Regions from separate parts of the Homo sapiens genome. Here region 1 is linked to region 2. The links are chromatin loops, found by intact Hi-C in ENCODE. Cell type or tissue: K562. All regions are shown on one strand. Each heading gives the region's core, and the rest is flanking DNA. Links, peaks and the distances in the headings are about the cores only.

Region 1 (8,328 bases), core at 285-8,284, 87 kb before region 2:
GGGAACTAATCCCATTTAGGAGGGTGGGCCACCAAATGCCCTGCCTCCAAATACCCTCACATGAGGGATTAGGTTTCAACATAGGGATTTGATGGGACAGAAATATTCAGGCCCTAACACCCGTCACAGGAAGTCAAAATCCTCCCATAATCCCATCCTGTCACTACCCTATGCAGAGATACACACTTTCAACAATTCAATATGTATTCCCCGCTTTTCTCGGTATATATATTGCTGTAGCTATATTTTTAGCCAAAATTGGATCGTACTATAGTTTTCCAATTTTGTTTTTTAAAGTTAATTTTTAATTACACAAACAATTTACAAACATATTTATCTTTTAAAAAAAGAAAAATACAAGAAAGAAATTAAAACCTTACAAGTAAGGCCAAAGCTCTCTTTGTCTATAGCCTCCAAACCCAGGATTATTCTCCAGAAACGGCTACTATTGTTTAGTTGTGACCTTTCCAGGCCTGGATATATGTATGCTACATGTACCTGTGAAAAATATGTAACATTTTATAAAATTTTTTGACCACGTTTTCTATATAAATAGTACCATCCTATATGCAGCTTTCTGAGAGTTGACTTCTTTATTCTGGAAATAATATGGTGGGGATGGAGCTCCTCCCTTGCCAGAGAAGAATACTGAGGGGGTACTGGGCTTCTCATTTAGGGAAAGCCTTAAAGGGCATCCCACGAGGTGGGTGCAACTGAATCAGTTCTGCAGGAGACTTCAGGGTTCCGGGGTCCATCTCAGGGAAAGCTTTGGTAAGTGCGGCTGGGCTTGTCATCTAGAGGGAGCCTCAGGAGAAGCTGGGCCTTGCACCCAGACAGAGCCACTTCACTGGTGTTAGCACAGCTGCCACACCCAGGGAAGGTGTGTGCAGGCTCATCACAGAGGCCAGCCTTGCCCAAGGATGTCTGTGCCTATTATCTGGGAGGTGTGTACCTGTCAAACAGGTCATGACGCGTCGGATGGCCGTGATGTCACAGGAGGGACTTGGTCCCAAATATGTCCTCTCAGAGACAGATGCAACGCCTTCCCCCAAGGCTTTCCTGTGTCTTAGTTTGTTAGGGCTGCCATAAGAAAGTACCACAAACTGGGTGGCTTAAACAACGGAAACTTACTGTCCAATGGCTCTGGGGCTGGATGGTCAAGATCAAGGTGTCAGCAGAGTTGGTTCCTTCTGAGGCCCATGAGGGAGACTCTGTCCGGGCCCCTCCCCTGGCTTCTGGTAGTTCATGACAATCTTGGCATTCTCAGCTCTTAGAAGTATCACCCCGACCTCTGGCTTCATCTTCACATGGTGCTCTTCATGTGCCTCTGTCTCCAAATTCCCACCTTCTATAAAGACACCAGTCATATTGGATCAGAGCCCACCCTAGTGACCTCATTTTAATTTCCATAAGTTTGGTAAAGATCCTGTCTATTTCCCATAAGGTCATATTCACAAGGAGTGAAGTCTTCAGCATATGAATTTTGGGAGACATATTTCAGCCCCTTGCACCCCTCCCAGGCCCAAGTGCTCTCTCCCTGAGACCTTCCTTCTCGGATAAATATAAGGAATGGCAGTGCCACCATTGTGCCAGGGACAGCTGCCCTGGGCCCACCCCGTGCACTGTGCCTTCACCCTAGACAATGGGCACGGTCCTGCCACTGAATCCCTGTGATGGGACCAGCCACTCGCTGTGCTCCCCGTGTGATGAGCCCACTTGTCCTTGTAAAGGTTGTGCCTGTGTGACCGCCTCAGATTCTCCATTGACTCCCTCGACAGAAGAGGCCTAACTACCCCCACAGAGCCCTGGCCTTGGGCTCACTCGCCCCTGATTCCCCAGCCCCCATCTTTGGAAATGCTCCCACTATGGCCACCCTGCACAAGGGGCCCCGCTGTCCCCCTGAGGTTTCCTGGACGACAAGCCAACATTCGGGACTAGTGTCCCTCCCTGGGATGGGCCTGTCTCTCCCACTGAGGTTTGCAGCCTCCACAGGCCCAGTCCTCCTCTGATAACTTTCCCTGCGTAGGGAGGCCAGGGGGCAGCGAGTTGCCTTCAGACACCCAGCTCCTCCACCAGGAGTTGGCCCAACATGTGAGAGGCACAGCGACATCCAATGGGGCTTCCACCCTATAATGGGCCCCCTCCTCCCACAAGCATGTGACCTTCAGGACTTGCCTGGATGTTCCCCTTCAGTCCCAGGCACAGCCACTCCCTCAGCGTTCACCTGTCTGCCACAGTCCCAAGGACTCCTGTGGAGCCACACATGGTGCCGGGGCACCTGCTCCCCTCAGACTTGGGCTCCACCCCTATTAAGGCTTCTCGTTTGGGGCGATCCCAACCTCTTGGGCTAGGTTGCCTCTAGGGCCAGAGGCCTAAGTATTCCCACAGAGGCCTCATCATTTGTGATAGGCCCAAATAACTCTCCCTGACCATAAGCCCACACTCTCTGTTTACACCTTCCTCCGCCGTACGGAGCGGCACCTCGTAAGCAAGCTCTGACCACTCTCCCCAGGTTTTTCCTCTGGGGAAAAACCCAGCTTCAATGAACGAGCCATTTGTCCCCACTGAGGCTGTTTCTGTCAGACCCAGCTCTCTATGGCCCCTCGACTTTCCTTAGAAGTCCAACTCTTTACTCTTTCTCAAAATTCCTCCAACTGATACTCTGCACTTCCCATGCTAGGGTCTTCTTTTCTCTTCTTTAAGTAAAGATTCCCATCAAGTTCTTAGTAGCAGCATAAGCAACTCCTAGCCAGGCCTCCCGGTCCGACATGCTTAATGTGTTCCATGACAATTTCTCAGGAGGGTTCTGTTTATAAAGAACTTAGCAAAATGGCTAAGATGTACAATTGTCCCCAAATGCTAGGCATCATCATTATTAATGTTTTAAAATAATGGCATTTTGCTTGAAATTGTATCTACCTGATTATGGCACTTTGTTTGGAAGTGTGTTCCCACTGTCACCAGGTGTGTCCCTTTAGAACAAACCCACTTGCTTTCCTGAGGAGTCCTTCTTTGGGGAAGTTCATCCTTCCTCCTCTTAGGGTTTATTTCTGCCTTATATGGCCAACCTCTCCCTTTGAAGCTTCTTGCAGGGGAACAGGCTCTGAGGTTTCTCTCAGTGTTGAGGTACTCTCACTGAAGTTTCTGTCTTTTTGAAGAGCCTAGATCCTTCCACTGGAGATGATTCCTGTAGGAGAGGCCCAGCTGCTCTCATCAAGGCTGCTCCTGGCTTCCCACACACAGCCACTCCCTTCCTTCTCTCCCCGTCTCTGAGTCCACGTGGCTACCCTGAGCCTTTCTGTAAAGACCCAACCCATCCCATTGGGTTGCCTCCCTGGGCAAAAGGCCCCCTGCTTCCGCTGAGACTTTCGTTGCCAAACGGCCCAAACCCCCGTGCTGCAGGGCCAGGCCTGTCCTGGGGCTAAGCAGCCACCCCACCCATGTGGTTGCTCAGTTTTTGGCACACCCAATTACCTCAATGATTTCCCAGGGAAACCTGCCCAGTTCCTCCCCCTGAGACTTCCCTGTGAGGTACTGAATGGAAACATAACACAGCCACGTGAGTGCTCAGGAAATGTTATCTTCAAGATCCGCGTTATTGATGTTGTTATTACGTATGAGAAACACATGTACTTCTAAGAAGCATCTATCCAGTCCCAACTACTTCCACTGAGGATTCCCACTGTAGGAACGTTCTGTCTCCTCCCGCTGCCAATTTCCTGAGTGGAGTGGGCGCAATTACTGCCACGAAGGCTGTTCTGTGTCCTGTGGACCCAATTCATCAAAGGCCTTGCTCAGGAATCCCTCAGCAGCCTCTCCCCAATGGACTGGCCTCAGCTGCTTCCATGGAGGCATCTCCTGTGGAGTCAGGCCACCCACTCTCATGGAAACAGCTTCCCTGCCCTTTGGAGGGACTTGCTTTGTGACAGCCACACGTCCCTTAGCCCAGCTACTCCCTCTGAAAAGCTTCTCTCCTTGCCACAGATTTGACTTACTCCCACCAGATTTCTTCCTTCCTGAGAGGTTTTGATCTCTCGGAGTTGGAAAGAACCAACTCAACTCCTCCCGTCGCCGCTTCCTATGTCTGGGATCTTGATCCTGGTTGTGAAGGTTCAATGAGATAAGCAACATGAAAGGAGTTAGGCTGGTGCCTGGCCCCCAGTGGCACTCAGTGAATAGAGGTTCAATTGAGCAATGTCTTCCTTGAGCCTCCTTTTCCTACGGAATTACTAATAATAGATACTATTTACTGAGCTTTCACCATGTGCCAGTACTGTGGAAAGAGCTATGTATGTGTTATCCTACTTAGTCCTCAAAATAATCATTCTATACACAGGAAAACTGAGGCGTACACAAGTTAAATTACTTACCCAAAGCCAATGACTTGTACATGACAAAGGTCCATCTGAGTCCAAATCTTGAGGCTTCACCACTATGCTTTCTGCCGCTCCTATTTTCTGGTCAGAGAGAATAAAGTGACCTTTTCTCCGGATCTTTTCCAGCCTATGAACTTCAAGAGTGCCCAGACCCAGAGCCCTTTGCCAATGGCATTGTGAGGGGAGCTGGCTACAACGTGGGACAATCAGTGACCTTCGAGTGCCTCCCGGGGTATCAATTGACTGGCCACCCTGTCCTCACGTGTCAACATGGCACCAACCGGAACTGGGACCACCCCCTGCCCAAGTGTGAAGGTATGTCGCTCCCTCATCCCCAGCAGTTCTTCCTGGGGTACTCGTGGAGACTGGTCCAGAGCAATCCCATGTTCCACCTACCTGCTCTGTGGGATCTCCAGGGCTGGAGGTCCAGGCAAACTGTGGTCCATCCTGTTTTCACATGGTGTGGCCCAGCCTCTCCAGGGAGAGGGTCCTGGTGACAGGGCTCCGGGCCAGCACTAGGGAGGACCTGGAGGAGATGTGGGCCACAGCCAAGAGGAAGACACACCCAGCCCTTGGGAAGATCCACCCTGACAGACTGGAGGACTCCCATTGGAAGGGAAGGCTCCATGTGAGGGAGTGGGAGCCCAGTGGTATGCTGAGAGCTAGAGAGGTAGAGTTAATCCAGGCACCTGCCCAAAGGGAGAAGAGCATGAAGCCTCTTTATAAGAACTCTCTTGCTCCCCTCTTCATCTTCCCCCTCCCTGCTCCATTATACTCTCCTTCTACACAGGGCTGGAGAGACCTGAGTTGATCTATCAGGGAGCTGGAGGTGGCACTTTCTTGGGTCTTCTTCCTTACCCAGAACCAGGAAGGAAGGTGACCAAGAGCTTGTGCTGCCTCCACCCTCATCTGCACACTTCAGTTCCATTTGCCTTCCCTCTTCATTCTGGCATCCCATCATTTTCCTGGAGGAGTGGCAGAAATTTGTCTTGAAAAAGGAAGCCTTAGCAAGGGCAGTAATCCAGGAAAGAGTGCCCCAGCTCTAGGATCAGATCACCCCAGGCTCCAACTCAAACCCCTTTGCCTCTCTAAGCTTCAGGTTCTTCCTCAGTAAAGTGGGACTTCTCATCTTTATTTCACAAGAGCTGGAGGACTTCACAGATGGCTCACTCTCAGACTCAAACTCTCAGTTTAACTCTCGATGGAAAGAGGACCTTGTTTGCGAAACTGAGCCGTTCTGGTGTTGGAATGTAAAACCATGATTTCTAAAACTATTATAGCCTCAGTTAGTTTTTCAGATTTTCAGAGCTCTGCTCTGCGTAACCAGTTGGTCATTCCGCAATTGTTGGCCCATCACGTGCTGTGCAACAAGCCTCATCCTGGGCTTTCTTCCATTCTCACACCTTGTTTGTCTTTTTGTGGCATCACAGGAGAGAGAAAAGAGCAGCGCTTTCTCAGTCTGCTAGCTTGAGCCAGAAGCTGTTCTTCCTCCTCAGAAGCCTTCTTCCCTTGGCTTCTCTGACACCATACTCTCTTGCTTTCTCCCATGTCCCTAATGGCAAATTTTAAGCCCCTTAATATAGCACACATGACCCTTAGGTTAGGGCCTAGTCCCTGCTGACCTCCCATATTCTCCAGTCTTGCAGATTTTATGTTCCAGCCTAAGCTGAAATACTTTGTTTTCCAATGTGCCATGTTTTCTTGCCTCTGGGTCTTAGCATATGTTGTTCCTTTCCCATACAGCATTCCTCTCTCTTACCTTGCCTACTTAACCCTAGTCATCCCTTAGGTCTGAGTATAAATATGAATTCTAGAAGGAGTCCTTTCTTACTCTCACAAAACCAGATGCAGGGCTCCCCCAAACACCCCCGTGGCATTCATGATGATGACATGGTCCAGCCTGTGCTACAGATGCTGGTGTGTTTGGCTGTGTCCCAGTGGTGTGTGTGCCTGGGACAGAACTAGAGTACCTTGTTCCCCACTGTCTCCCAGGCCATGGCTGGCACCCAGGAGATATTCAGCTTATGTAGCAGGGATGGCGTGTACCTGTGCACCACTTTCAGGATGTACGTGCATTCACAGGACCCCTGGCCTCTGCTTGGAATCTGTTGGGATTCTCTCTCCTCAGTCTGGTCTGCCCCAACCAGATGTCTGCTTGATGCCCCATGTCAGCTACAACACTCATTATTCTGGACCATGGTGTTTGGGGATTTTTGTCCACCATCCCCATCTATTTTCCTCCATGGTGACTGATTCTGAATACCATGAAGATGTCAAAGTCTTTTCATCCTCCTGCCTGAGGCCTAAATCAGTGAGACTAAAATTGAGTATTGCTTTTGGGGAACAGGAAGATAAGGAGAGAGGATCTTATCTACATAGCAAATGCGTCCTCTTCCAGGGCCTGGGCTGAACATTTTGCCTGCATCGTTTCACCTCATCACCACCACAATCCTATGGGGGAGGTATTCTTAGTTCCATTTTACAGGTGAGGAAATGGAGACTCAGGGAGGCTAAACTACTTATCTAAGACTATCTGCTCAATACATCGTTCAGCTATGATTTGAACCCAACCTTAGCCTCACCCCAGGAACCCTCAACTCGAAGTCTAGACCACAAGTACCACTCTAGAAAGAGCAGATCAAAGAGGAAGAAAGAAAGACTTTCCTAATTTCTTAGCTCTTCCCAGCAAAAGCACTGCAGCTCTGACCCTAACGTCTGCTCCCTCCCATTCCTGGGAAGGGAGAGGGGACAGCTTCAGGGCATCCTTTCTTCTTGGCAGTTCTCTTCATAAGAAAGAGAAAGAGGGAGGCTGAGGCAGACCCACAGAGGGGCCTGCAGTGATGATTGAGAGCCAGCCAGGGTGTTCTGTGTGGGGACTGGTGGGTAGAACCAGGTGCAGCCATCCTCAGCTTGGCCTCCCCTTCCGCATCCCACCCAACCTCCCTGACAGGATGATTAGTTCTGGGAGCTGGGATTTCCTCAGGAAGGCATCTGAATTCTCAGGTGGGTACCGAGGCCCTGCACTTACGTTTGTGTTCCCTCCCTGGCAGTCCCTTGTGGCGGGAACATCACTTCTTCCAACGGCACTGTGTACTCCCCGGGGTTCCCTAGCCCGTACTCCAGCTCCCAGGACTGTGTCTGGCTGATCACCGTGCCCATTGGCCATGGCGTCCGCCTCAACCTCAGCCTGCTGCAGACAGAGCCCTCTGGAGATTTCATCACCATCTGGTAGGCCAGGTGCCATGTCAACAGCCAATTAGAAAGGAGCATTACTGGGGTTCTACACTGGGTTACCAGTCAGTTACCTATTGGTTTAGAAAAACCAAGAGGTGAATGGTTTTTAAAGGCTGTCAGCCTCCTGGGTTTCAAATAAACATAGTGGAATGGGGCTCAGCTCCAACTGGCCATTATGGCTCCTTAAAGGGAGAGGAATGGGAGGGCAGTGGCTCCCAGCCTGCAACCCTGCCAGGGCCAGGGAAAGTACCAGTGGGTGTGTTAATGGGAGTAGGTGTGGGTACACAGACTTTCCTCGGTATTTCCAGAGTTCAAACCAACATTCTACATGTACCTGGGCTAAGCCACCCAGACTAATGGAAGAGATTTGAGGTGGAATTTTGTGATGTCCCGTTGGTCATCTGGTGCTGAGCCAGCACTTTCCAGCAGAACTTTCTGCAGTGATGGAACTGTTCTATGTCTATGCTGCCCAATATGGTAGCCACTGGCTACAGAGTACTTGGATATGACTGAGGGTCTGATTTTTAAATGTTATTTAATCTTGATAATTTAAATGTAAATAGCCATGTGTGGCTGGCAGTGGCTGAATTGGACAGCTCAGCTCTGAGTTATGTAGTTATATACAACAAGAGTTAATTTTACATTGGGAATACAAATTAGCATTTGATATGTGCAGTTTCCTGGACAGTTTCTTCCCAAACCACTGGATCTTTGGAAG
Region 2 (8,328 bases), core at 84-8,083:
AGAGCTAGGGAGTCACAGTGCATTCTCATGGACAGGACCAGCTGGTGGAGGACTGTGGCATAGTTGACTTTGCTTTATAAACACATCAGGAGAACCAAGTGGCTTCTCCAGGGGCTGGCACATACAGGTAGTTCCTTGGTAGGCCCAAGGGTATCTGTAGGTCCCCTTCATAATCCAAGTATGGGCCAGCTTCAATCATCGTGGCCCAAAAGCTGTGCAGGAACAATAGACTCCACCATCCAGGAGGGTCAAAGTTGGGACATGGAGCTAGCAGTGCAGGCCAGGGGAAGATGAGGATGGGGATCCAGAGGGCCAGGAACAGCTGGAGCTACTGCCTAGGACGCCAGACAAGCGTCGAGCCTTTTGATAGCCAGCAAGGTGTGTTTGCGGGGACAGCTGCGGAGGGCAGACAGAGGCTGCTCCTAGCCATGGAGCATAGGTTGGGAGTACCCAGGAGCACAGGCATCCTCACAGCATGCCCTCAGCCGCTGCGGCCCCAGACTGCACATTTGGGGGTCTGCATCTGTCACATGAGCATCAGTAGCAGGAGTTATGTCCCCAGCTACGCCCCCTAAAAAATTAATAGCTCTTAGAACTGTGACGAACTCTCCAATACCTTTAATCTGCAAGGGACATTTTCAGCATGGTTCTGTGTGTTCCATAATGCTCCAAAAGGCGGTTTTTCATCACAGTAATAACAGCTACCATGCATGTAAGGCCTATAAATTAAGTGTTCTGAAGTATTTCATCTTTATTAACTCATTTAATCCTTACAGCCACCCTATGACATAGGTACTGTTACTATTCTCATTTTGCACATGACAAACTGAGGCACAGAGAGATTAAGTGATTTGACCAGTAGAAAATAAAATCTTCCTCCTACCTCATACATGTAGCTGGTGCCCCTGCCCCACCCCGGGCTCCCCGGTCACACCCACCCTTGCCTAGGTGTGGGCAGAGAACAAACCCTGTGTGTCAGAGCAGCAGGTCAGTGGGTGACCTGCTGGGCAGCGTGTATGATGAGAGAGGAGTTCTAGATCCTTCCAGCAGCCTCCCACCTGCTCTCTGTGCTCCCCACCATCACAGGTCTCGTCAGAGTCCTCCGGAGCCACCTTCATCTACCAAGGCTCTGTCAAGGGCCAAGGCTTTGGGCAGTTCGGCTTTCAAAGACTGGGTAACTAGTGCTTGTCCCCCGGAAGTGTGGGCCCGGGTGGGTGGGAGAGAAACCGTGTGTGCCGTGGTCAGGTAGAGGACTGGGGAAGTTGAACAGTCTGAGGCGGGGGTGCTTTGGCCTCTTTGGGATCAGGGATGCCTCTTGAGATTCTGACAAAAGCCATGGAATATCTCTCCAAAAGCAAACACATGTGCATAACCCACTCAACCTTTGACAAAGTTTCCTGTTCAGACCTGGAGAGGAGAGCCCCCAACTCCAGGGACATTGGCTCTTAGATACAGCCCCCAGCCACACCCTCCAGCCAGCCCTGGGTGTCACCCCTGCCTCAACAAACAACGACACTGTGGAGTGTCTTAGAGCTCTCAGGGTGCCTTGACTGTGATGTCGTTTCTGCCCTAGCCCAGCCCTAGAAGACTGGTTTTGTGCCCATTTTACAGATAAGAAAACTGAGCATTAAGGCCACTTCCCTCCCTGGTCCTTCCCTGGCCTCTTTACCTAGCGTGCTTCCTGTCATCCATGTCAAACATCCACACCTTGGAGCCTTGTCCTGGCCCAGAGCCTCTGGGTGCCCAGCCTCAGACTCTGGTGGGGGGAGGGGTCTGGTTTCTCAGAAGCAGGGGAGGGGGAAACAGGAGGCAGCCGCAGGTGCGTGACAGCCTCTCTGTACCCCAGGCACTGACACCTCCCATCGCCGGGGCCCTTGCCTGCCAAGGCAGTCCACTCCATGTCCTCTGGCTCCAAGCTCCTGAAAGCTTCTCTGGACTGAGCCACGGTCTGCTCCCACCCTTTCCCACCCACACTGCTCCTCCCCCGGAGTTGTCCCAGCTCTGCCCTCATGAGCTGCATGGACTGAGACCACTGTCTTCCACACAGCACCCTTCACCTACTGCAAGATGGCCAGGCACGCTGCAAAGGCCTTAGAAAATCACAGTTTTTGTTCTGGCTCCACAGCAGACATCCTGTCCCCTCTCAGAGCCCCAGCCCCTCAGTTAGCAGGGTGCCTACTGGGGCCACAGTTTCTACTTGTGTTCTTCTGAGCCTTCCCAGTCTGCAGGGGAGGGTGAGGAAGGAGGAGAGGCAGCCTTTCAGAAGGAGATGCTTCAGCTTCAACCAGAACAGTTTCACCTTCATCTGTCTTATATTTTGTTGTGCCTGTAAGGTTTCATCTGATAAAAGGCTGCTACAGCCAAAAGAACTTTAGAGACTTCTAAAGGGCTGCACCCTTGTAAGAGTTTCTGTTGAGCCATGGTTTCAGGCTCCTCTGCGGATGGTCCTCTGGGTGCCATCTGAGCAGCACAAGGTAGATGCATGCAGGACCCTGCCCCCAAGGACTGAGTGTGCACGTGGAGGCAGGCGGGCAGCCCTGGGCACACCTGCCTCCCGTGCTGAGCAGGAGTGAGGAGCACCCTGAGTGGCAGCCCTGCTTCCCAAGAGTGTATAGTCGGGGAGGGTAGCCAACGGAGCCTCAGACTGTGTCTCGTGACTTGACTTTTCTGCTTTGGGACTTTACAGACCTCAGGCTGCTGGAGTCAGACCCCGAGTCCATTGGCCGCCACTTTGCTTCCAACAGCAGCTCAGTGGCAGCCGCGATCCTGGTGCCTTTCATCGCCCTCATTATTGCGGGCTTCGTGCTCTATCTCTACAAGCACAGGTACCGTGCAGGAAGGAGGCAGGGCGGGCATCAGGCAGGCCTCCCTCTCTCCCTCCAGGGCCCCCCGCACCAGACCCCTAAGCCTCTCTGTGTCGCTCTTTTCATGCCGTGGGCACTTCCTCTTTTATCGCCAGGAGAAGACCCAAAGTTCCTTTCAATGGCTATGCTGGCCACGAGAACACCAATGTTCGGGCCACATTTGAGAACCCAATGTACGACCGCAACATCCAGCCCACAGACATCATGGCCAGCGAGGCGGAGTTCACAGTCAGCACAGTGTGCACAGCAGTATAGCCACCCGGCCTGGCCGCCACCACCGCCACCGAGAGCCCCGCCTCCAGCAGCCGGTGAGCAGGGGTGTGGGAGGAAGACAGGCCATGACAAGCACAGACAGGGACCTATGCGTGCCAGGGGCTCCACCCAACGGAGTCGCACACACCACATAGACACACCCAGTAAGAGGAGAGCTGTGCATTGAGCATCATTGTGTAACAGGCACTGAACCAGGCCCTTTGTGGATCTAATATATTGAATCCCTGCACGCCCTGTGAGGTAGAAGCTTGTGGGAGCCCCATTACAGATGAGAAAACTGAGCTGCATAGAAACTAACTTGAGCAAGGTCACACAGCTCAGAAGGGGTGGGGTCGAAATCCAATCCCAGGCTGACTGGCTCCAGAAACTGCTCCTCACCCCTGGGCTTGGCAGAACATCGGCATGTACTAGTCTGTTTCTCTCTAGAGAAACAGAACCAACTGGATATATACATCCTCTGGGTCGAAGTCAAGCCCTGGAGATCTGTAGAGCTATACAGAGATGCACATATATCTGTGTATATAGGTATATTGTGTATATATATACATTCATACACTATAAACGCAATACATATACCCCATATCAAGATATATCCATACCTATCCATCTATATATAGATACGCATCTCCGTAGAGCTATATGTAAATGTTATATAGAGATAGAAATATAAATAAATATATATTTAGAGAGAGAGATTCATCTAAGGAATTGGCTGGCAAGGTGGAAATCTAAAGGGCAGGCCAGCAGGCTAGAAATTCCAGCAGGAGTTGATGCTGTCATCTTGAGTCCAAAAGCAGTCAGAGACGGAATTCCTTCCTCTTTGGAGCACCTCAGTCTTTTTCTTAAGGCCTTCAGCTGATTGAACGAGGCCCACACACATTATGGAGACTCAAAGTCTACTGATTTCAAAGTTAATTTTATCTAAAAAGATACCTTCACAGCAATATCCAGATTGGTGTTTGACCCATCAACTGAGCACCATAGCCTAGGCAGGTTTACTTACAAAATTCCCCACATTGAGCACAACAGAGGGGAGGAGCTCCCGGAAATATAGACAGGGGGCAGACACACCCACACGTGTACACGGTCATGCACACACACACACACACATACGCATACATGCACACAGGCATGCATCTGACAGGCCCACTGGGAAGGAACTGATGAATCTAAAAGGCACTGCCTCTTCCTCACTGTGTCCTCCTTCGATGACACCCTCACCTCTGGGACCTATGACCCTTCAGGAGTTGCCCCAACACGATGTCCAAGCTGCACCCCTCTGAGAACTGTCTTCTCCCACACATCCCGCTTTCTGGGGATAGGCAGGTGCCCCCTCTCAGGTCCTGTGCTGAAGGACTCTGGGGAGAAGAGTCACAGAGCCAGCCAGGTAGGGATTCCCAGTGAGGGCGGTGGAAAATCCGCCAAGTGGGCCACCAGCCAAACCCAGGGCTAGTGTTGCGCTCCCTCCCCACGCTCCTGTGCATGGCCGCTCACGTGGCAGATTCTCCCAGCCACACACAAATGGCAGTGCAGCGAGGAAACAGGCTTTTATGAGGGTGCCTGCAAAGGCCACCAACAGAGATGGTGGGGACAGTTCCTGCGGAGGGGGTTACAAGAGCAGCAAATGTCATTATCACTGCCCAGCCCCTGACGTGCTTTACTCCCTTTCTGCCTCACAACTCCTGGAGGATTTCACAGTTTCAGCCTGAGTCCCAGATGGTGAGTGAGTCAGGGACTCAGCAGATGCAGCTCCTGAATACAAACAATTTATGGAAAGAGCTTTTCCCCATCTTTTTACGTCTCTCCAAAACAAACATTTAAATAAGGGTTCCCCCTTATTCCAGTGGGATTGTTTTAGCATGCCAAAATTACTCCTCAAGTTTCATCTGTATGCCCAATCTTTATTTTTTCCTTCTCAGAACTCTTATCAATAGAAGGCAAAAGAGAAAAAGAAAAATCCCCTCTGATGATGTAAATCGGGGCTTGGAGATGATCAGTGATGAATCTGATTCACTGCATGAATTATTGAACAGTGTAAGAAAGAAACAAGAATGCCGCTGACCTCCACACAGTCACTCTTGCTCCACACCTGGGTTCTGCTGGGTTCCAGGTGCTGGTGTGCGCCATGCTGTCACCTCCGGGTCGGCTGGGGTTGGTGGCTCCACATCTGGCCAGCCCTCAGCATTGGCCCCTTGCCAGCAGGCTCTGAACCCACTGCCCAGCCCACAGGTCTCCAGCAGGGCCCCTCTGACCACTTCTGCCCACAGCTGGAGCATAAAGAAAGCAAGAGCCACCCTGAACAGACACACACACATTGCAAATGAGTGACTAGATGGTAATTTTTTTTTAAATAATGCCAAGGAGAAAAGCTGAAATTAAAATAAACACCCTACTAAGGAAGCAACGAGGCCTGTGCGGTCAGTGAGTAACAGGGCGGGGGAACAGGGCTGTGTGATGATGTTTGCCAACCCTTCCTCCATTAAAAAAAAGTATCAAAAATGAGATTTCACAACTGTGTCACTACAAAAATGAATATAATCCAGCCTGGATTCTTTATTACAGAGCCATTATTATCCTAGTCATTTTTTTTTTTTCATCTGATTTTGAAAGAAACTAAAATTAGAATGTTTTCCTGGGTTCCTAAAAGTATGGTGGCCCCCAAGCACTGGGCCTCCAGGTCTAATGGCGAAGTTGGCCCTGCAAGGGAAAAAGACAGAAAAATACATGTTCTGCTGCACGTATTCCCTACCTACCCCCATCCCCAACCTGGGAAGATTAAAAATCAAAGTGAAGATTGAGGTGACTCATCTCTTTCCCGCTTGTGCCTTCTTTTCTTTGCCGCTTTGCTTTTCCTCCTCTGCTCCCGGCCCCTCCCCTCCCACTGCCTCTTTTTTCTTTGCAAACTCAGGTGTGATCTGTTTGTTCCCAGTTCCCCAGGGGGCAGGAAGTAGGCTCCCCTGAGCACAGTGCCCAGTGCCCATCTTCGTTCGTCTCCTTGCCTGTGTCTGCTACTGCTGGGACTCAGGCCCTCGCCCTGCCGCCATCTATGCCAGTTACCCTGGAGAGGACTCCTGCCGTGTCCTGAAAAGGCAGAAAAGGAAGAGGGGCTGCAGACAGAGGAAGAAAGTTTATGGATTTAAAATAGCAAAGCAACTTGTGGATCTGTGTGTGTGTGTGTGTGTATGGGCCTGATCACACACAAACACACACACCTCTCCTTCATTCACGTCCTATGGAAGAGACCATAAAGGCTTCAAAACTAGAAGTGCGCATGAAGGATGCTTCATGCCCTGTTCCCCACACAGAGAAGAGATGAAGAGGGGGAGGTACGGTCAGCTTTCAAAACAATATGCCCCCCGCCCATCCCATGTGTGAGGACATGGTGACTCGGTGACTGTAACAGTAGGACACATCCCATCATGCGGTCAGAGTGCAGAAACCCGGTCAGCGTGCAGAAACCAGCTGTCTGCTGATGAACGGCCCATCTGCACAGCGGCAGCAAGGATTACCCCAAGGGCAGGAAAAAAGTCTTTGGAAATAGATTGAAAATCAGTTTCTTTATTTTTTTCAAACACTGTTTTATTGAGTTCTAAACCCAGTGGATTAAAAAGTCATTTGGGTCCTGGGAAGCACTGGGAAAGAAGGGAGAGCCGGGGAGGATAGGGCAGGAGTCTGGCCAGGAGCCCAAGGTCAAGTCTGGCTGTCAACTGACAAAGAGAAGAGAAGACAAGTCTGTGGCCCAGACAGGATGCCAAGTCTGGGGGCAGCAGCAGGGTCCTTGAGAGAACAGGGGAGCAAGCCTGCCCCAGTACCCAAAAAACAATGGCTATCATGTACTGGGGTTATTCTCTGTGCCTGACACTTTACCTGTAGTATTTCTAGTCTGCACAATAACACCAAAATGTAGGATTTGTTATTCCCCTTTGACAGATGAGAAAACAGAAGCCTGCAAAGGTAAAGACAGAGTTAGGAAGTGTGGAGTCAGAATGCAAACCCAGATCAGTCTGCCCCAAAGTCCACTACACCAGCTGCCAGAAACCCTGTTCTAGAAGGGGCAGCTAAGAAGGGAGGAGCCGATGAATCTCTACAGTAGCACTGTGGCCAGGTCTGGAAAGCCAGGCAAGACACCTGTGTGTCCTATCTGGGTTCTGCTGTCTCCGCGTAGGCAGCTTCGGGGCAAGGATTCAACTCCCCAGGCCTCCCACGGTTGGTGCTGGCTCCTTGGCTCCCAGCAGCCGCTGACCATAGCCAGCAAAAGACCTGGCAGGTCCTGAATCAAAACAACAGAGTGGCTGAAAGTCACACCTCTCCAGCTCCTTGCGAGTGGGTTTGATTGATTTTGACAGCTATATCATGCTTGGGTCGTTCATGAATTCCATGAGAATTGTTGGGAAGTTCATGAGTTTAGGAATCAAAGTATAGCATTTAGGGCCACTTTCTCTGTCCTCGGGAAGGCCCCCACAAGCTTAAGCCCCTGTATACGTGTGACATGCTGGCCTCAGAGATTCATGTCACATATTGAAATAGCAAATAGAAATGTGCAGGAGCGGAGGGACAGCGACACCTGGTTCTTAAGCAAATTCTAGATTGGAACAATTAGAAGATCTGACTGATGTTAAGAGTGGCCAGAGGAAAGTGAGAGGCGTCCATTTCCAGCAGACACAATGGAGGCTGACAGAGGCAGGAGCCTACCCCTGGCCACACCACCTCTGGGACACGGCACCCCCCTGGGCCTGGAGGGAGAGGGCCAATCCAGACACACTCACACTCTCATCTCTTTCCTTGGCTGGAAACAAGTGCAGGAAGCTCCCCTCCCAATTTCTTATGCTCCCTTCCCCCTTACACTCCTCTCCTTCGACTGCTCCCTTCCCCCTTCTTATGCCCCTCTCAGACCACCCAGCGGATGCCTATTCCCGCCCCCCACCCCTCCCCTGCGTCTCCTTGTAAAGTTCCATGAGATGCTCGAGGAGCACCTGCTGGTGGGGCACCCAGCACTCTGCTGGGCATCACCCTCCGCACCCCTGACATTTCTCTCCACCTCCAGAGGCTTGGAAGGGAACAGGGCAGATGAGGCCCTTCACCCACCATCTACGCCATATACCCATCACCATCCCATGAGGAAAAAAAAAAAAGTAAAACAAAGACAAAAAAAATCTTTTGTACAGAGATATATTTTTATTATACAAAGTTT

The links. Hi-C counts contacts between places; a loop is a spot of excess contacts. Peaks named below come from ENCODE experiments on the same cell type or tissue, not always from the same donor. Only the 100,000 strongest peaks of a DNase experiment are listed, where the experiment ranks them.
Region 1: a loop joins it to region 2, with 2.1 times the contacts of the local background. A loop is called at or near these places in 4 of 110 quality-filtered maps.

Annotation. Positions count from the first base shown.
Region 1 is chr1:33,601,645-33,609,972 of GRCh38, reverse strand. It overlaps CSMD2 (CUB and Sushi multiple domains 2), which reads left to right. Exons shown (of 71, transcript NM_001281956.2): 42 at 4,503-4,691; 43 at 7,427-7,604. Among named protein-coding and RNA genes, the nearest start is that of ZSCAN20, 130 kb to the right of the region's middle. RefSeq lists enhancers at 1,510-2,010, 2,011-2,511, 3,789-4,988. In K562, for the core only: no CTCF peak of the experiment used is centred there; no DNase peak of the experiment used is centred there; H3K27me3 peaks cover 1,834 bases.
Region 2 is chr1:33,514,309-33,522,636 of GRCh38, reverse strand. CSMD2 (CUB and Sushi multiple domains 2) reads left to right here. Exons shown (of 71, transcript NM_001281956.2): 68 at 1,087-1,174; 69 at 2,687-2,825; 70 at 2,960-3,172; 71 at 6,067-8,328. The coding sequence ends at 3,119. Among named protein-coding and RNA genes, the nearest start is that of ZSCAN20, 46 kb to the right of the region's middle. RefSeq lists an enhancer at 2,512-3,048. In K562, for the core only: no CTCF peak of the experiment used is centred there; a DNase peak (open chromatin) is centred at 3,196; H3K27me3 peaks cover 6,643 bases.